Regions from separate parts of the Homo sapiens genome. Here region 1 is linked to region 2. Evidence: read pairs that join two places in POLR2A ChIA-PET (ENCODE). Cell type or tissue: OCI-LY7. All regions are shown on one strand.

Region 1 (2,500 bases), 160 kb after region 2:
CATGGAATTAGGGTCAGATATCTGTCCTGGGCCAGGAGCAGGAAGATACACTCTTGGGCTCAAGTGATCCTTCCACCTCAGCTTCCCATGTAGCTAGGACTACAGGCACACACCACCATGCCTGGCGAGACCTTACTGTTTCATCTCCTAACTCCGACTCTGATTAGTGGTGTGAAAGTGAGCAAACCATTTCCACTTTCTAAGCCTGATTATACTCATTTTGTCAAGGCGAGGGTTGAAGTTTTTCCACCCCTGAGATAAAAAGGTTGAGTCTGGAAGCAGGATAAAAAGGATTACAGTTTAAGGAAGGAGCCAGCTGCCTTCAATAATGAGAGGCAGTGGGGCCTGTGAGAGGCTGTCCCTTTACATGAAGTATCCACAGGAGTGGACATTGCTGTAGAGTATCTAAAACATTACCCTGTAGGTAGTTTGCAAACCAGTGATTCCCTCACATCACAGTAAATTGATGAGTGAATTTTCTGAGTAACTAACTGCACAGTTGACACTAGAAAAGGACTATAGCTTAAAAAAAAAAGCAAGAAAGGTATCTTAGTTACCTATCACTTAGTTATCTTGCAGTTTTCTGAGGGACAGGAATACAAGCAGGCTGGTGCTGGGTCTCTTTCAATGGGGTAGTCATCTCATTCACATGGTAGCTGGCAAGATTCAGTTTATCATGGGCAGCTGGTCAATTCCTTGTCACCTGGGCCTCTTTGTTGAGCATCTCACAACATGGCAGCTGGTTTTTAATCAGATCAAGCAAGCAGGAGGACGAAAGAAAATGTGAGCAAGAGAGAGTGCTGGCAAGATGGAAGTGAAGGTCTGTTGTGTTTTAATCTTAGCAGTAATTGCCCATCACTATTTGAATATTCTGTTTCTTAGAAGCAAGTCACAGCCGGGCACGGTGGCTCACACCTGTAATCCCAGCACTTTGGGAGGCCAAGGCAGGCAGATGGCCTGAGGTCGGGAGTTTGAGACCAGCTTGGAGAAACCCCATCTCTACTAAAAATACAAAATTAGCTAGGTGTGGCGGCACGTGCCTCTAATCCCAGCTACTTGGGAGGCTGAGGCAGGAGAATCGCTTGAACCGGGAGGTGGAGGTTGTGGTGAGCCGAGATTGCGCCACTGCATTCCAGCCTGGGCAAAAAGAGTGAAACTGCGTCTCAAAAAAAAAAAAAAAAAGGAAGTCACTAGGTCCAGTCCATAGGCAAAAGAAAGGGATTTACACAAAGAAGTGAATACAAGAAGGCAGGATCACAGGGAGCCGCATCGGAAGCTGCCTCCCACAAAAGGCTTTCTATCGTGGGGTTCGTTTTCATCTAGACAATCCCCCAAATCCCCCAAATTCTGAGGTCATGAAGTAAGTTAGTTACATGGCAAGGAAATGCTGAACCTCCTTTTTTATGTGGGCTATGCTTGAGGGTTCTATTTTCTCAAATATGCATTCTTTCATTAAACAATAGTTATTAAACATGCATCTACTTGTACCAGATAATGTGCTAGGAGCAGGGGCTACTAAGATGATTGTAGGTTTGTTTCTGCCCTCGTGGGTTGGAGGAAGGTGGCGGAGGTAATATTTACATACATAGAAATGAGACATACCCCACACTATCTCTGCGAAACCTGCCTACTGAATAAGATAGTCTTAATCTTTCAGTTTTACCTTTTCACATGTGGATCAAATGTCATTATCAAGAACTTAACTTTAGGAACCCTTTAATTAGAATGTGTGATATGGTTTGGCTGTGTCCCCACCCAAAATCTCATCTTGAATTGTAATCCCCATAATCCCTGTGTGTCAAGGGAGCGAACAGGTGGAGGCAATTGAATCATGGGAGCAGTTTCCTCCATGCCGTTCTTGTGACAGTGGATGAGTTCTCACAAGAGCTGATGGTTTTATGTGTTTGGTAATTCCTCCTGCATTCATTCTCCTTCCTGCTGCCTTGTGAAGAAGGTGCATTGCTTCCCCTTTGCTTTCTGCCATGGTTAAGTTTCCTGAGGCCTCCCCAGCCATGCTGAACTGTGAGTCAATTAAACCTCTTTCCTTTATAAATTACCCAGTCTTGGGCAGTTCTATATAGCAGTATAAAAACGGACTAATACAATGTGTTTTCATTAAAGATCACTGGTAGCCCATTAAAATAGTTTATTTGCAAGTGTTCACATTCACCATAGAATAGAAAATATAGATAAGTAAAAAGAAGGAATTAAAATCATGAATAATCCCACTACCCATAGATAATAACAGATAACAGCTAATATCATTTCAATGTATTCCAAACTTTTTCAATGCCTGGGTGTTATTTTCCCCCTTCCATACCTGTCTGAAGCTCTTAATAGCATATTGTGAACACTGAGTCACTCATTTCCTGGAGGTCAACATCATTTGTGAGAAAGATAGTGGTGAGATGATTAGTAGTGTTTGCCCTTGGAGTGAGCCTAGCTACTTTTATTTTTTTAATTTTTAATTTTAATTTTAATTTTTGTAGAGATGAGGGTC
Region 2 (2,500 bases):
TGTTCATATCTGAATATCCTCTAAACTGTATCCTAGCTATCATATTGTGTATTGTATTACTCTGTGATTGATCATCTACCATGTCTAGGTGAAGTGGTCTCTAGGGAAGGGGCTATGTATAGGACTAGTCCAGCTTTATGTATATAAGGCTAGGACTGGAAGAGAAAGTTAAGTTTCCAGAAGGTCTGATGTTATGCATTCCAGAAGGTCTGAGTATTTGGAAGGCTTAGAAACTTGCACTTTCATCTCTTGGCTGATATTGCAACTAATTCCTTTATGTATCCTTTAGATAAAGTAAACCCAAGTGGTGTCTGTGTGGTGGTATTTCTGCTAATCTGCACCTTCTATTGATATGTATCAACACGGAGGTTATACAGGGTGATATCAATAGATTGGCAGTAATTGAAGCCATTGGTGTGCAAAGGATCAAAGAGAATAAAGAAGACAAGCAAGTGAGGGTGGGGAAGACAGCAGAGAATAGAATTCTGGGAAACACTAATAATTGAGGAGTAGGTGAAAGAAAAGTCTAAGAGGAGAATAAGTAAATGTGATAAAATCAGAGGGACTGAACAACTAGAAAGGTAGATTGAATAATATTTGTATTTCATCATTAAACTAAGATATTTCAGAATGACATTAGACAAATTTTCTTATTACATGTAAATATATACTCATTGTTAAATAGATATATTTTCTAAAAGATTCATAACAAGGGCTCAGAAAAAGACATGGATTTCCTAATTTTCAACTAGAAGGTTAAACACTAGGACAAAACTCACTGATAATTCTGTTAGAAGTTAATACAAGATGGCATTAGTGATGACTACAAATTTAAGAGTTCTCTTTTCTACCACCTATTTAAAACGTTTACTCAAAGCTAATGTGTGCCAGGCATGCTTTACCTACAATATTTCATTTAACCTCACAACTATCCCATGAAGAAGGCACTTTTGTTTTCTTCTTTTAAAGCTATGGAGAGGTTAAGTAGTAAAGATTGGTGAAGATTAGAAAGGCTAAATGTTGCGGGAAGTCAGGGACCCTGAATGGAGGGACCAGCTGGAGCCATGGCAGAGGACCATAATTGTGAAGATTTTATGGACATTTACCAGTTCCCAAATAATACTTTCATAATTTCTTACACCTGTCTTACTTTAATCTCTTAATCCTGTTATCTTCGTAAGCTGAGGATGTATGTCACCTCAGGCCACTATGATAATTGTGTTAACTGTACAAATTGATTGTAAAACATGTGCATTTGAACAATATGAAATCAGTGCACCTTGAAAAAGAACAGAATAACAGCGATTTTAGGGAACAACAGAAGACAACCATAAGGTCTGACTGCCTGTGGGGTCGGGCAAAAAGAGCCATATTTTTCTTCTTGCAGGGAGCCTATAAACGAACGTGCAAGTAGGGAAGATATTGCTAAATTATTTTCCTAGCAAGGAATATTAATATTAATACTCTAGGAAAAGAATTGCATTCACTGGGGGAGGTCTATAAACAGCTGCTCTGGGAGTATCTGTCTTATGCGGTTGAGATAAGGACTGAAATACGCCCTGGTCTCCTGCAGTACCCTCAGGCTTACTAGGGTGGGGAAAAACCCCACCCTGGTAAATTTGAGGTCAGACTGGTTCTCTGCTCTCGAACCCTGTTTTCTGTTAAGATGTTTACCAAGACAATACGTACACCACTGAACACAGACCCTTATCAGGAGTTTCTGATTTTGCCCTGGTCCTGTTTCCTCAGAAGCATGTGATCTTTGTTCTCCTTTTTGCCCTTTGAAGCATGTGATCTTTGTGACCTACTCCCCGTTTGTACACCCCCTCCCCTTTTGAAACCCTTAATAAAAACCTGCTGGTTCTAAGGCTCAGGTGGGCATCATGGTCCTACGGATATATGATTCCAGCCCCAGAGACCCAGCTGTAAAATTCCTCTCTTTGTACTCTTTCTCTATTTCTCAGCCGGCCGACACTTATAGAAATAGAAAGAACCTACACTGAAATATTGGGGGTGGGTTCCCCCGATAGTTAAATAATGTGCTAGAGTCACCCAGGTAGTAACCAGCAGAACTCAGATTCAAACTAGAGCTTTCCAACTTCAGAGTCTGAAGCCTAACTACCATGTAACAATGCTGTGAAAGCATTACTTATGGTAATAAATGGTTAAATTTATCAGGCATTTATTAATGTAATTTTCAATGAAGAGAGATTTGGTAGCCACGGAGGAGTTTTATACCCACACCGACATTTATAGGTATGCTACAATTTTGAAAGTATTTCTTGAGATACTTGAGAACAAAAATATGTATTTGAATATTTGGTTTTGCTATTGAAAGAGAAATTATTCAGTTTTTTGAAATGCTAACTCTTAACTTTAGCTGATTTGTTAACTTGTAGAATAAAAAATTATTTTTACCTTTGGTAACTTGCTTGGCTTTGGCATAAAGCCATGCATTGTTTCTGGGGCAGTATAATCTCTCTTGGCATATGTACATAAA

What was found. Peaks named below come from ENCODE experiments on the same cell type or tissue, not always from the same donor. Only the 100,000 strongest peaks of a DNase experiment are listed, where the experiment ranks them.
Region 1: POLR2A ChIA-PET joins it to region 2 with 5 read pairs; 2 of 35 experiments call an interaction of 5 or more read pairs at or near these places.

Annotation. Positions count from the first base shown.
Region 1 is chr12:62,625,545-62,628,044 of GRCh38, forward strand. No RefSeq gene overlaps it. Among named protein-coding and RNA genes, the nearest start is that of MIRLET7I, 23 kb to the left of the region's middle. In OCI-LY7, no CTCF peak of the experiment used is centred here; no DNase peak of the experiment used is centred here.
Region 2 is chr12:62,461,917-62,464,416 of GRCh38, forward strand. No RefSeq gene overlaps it. Among named protein-coding and RNA genes, the nearest start is that of MON2, 3.7 kb to the right of the region's middle. In OCI-LY7, no CTCF peak of the experiment used is centred here; a DNase peak (open chromatin) is centred at 1,485.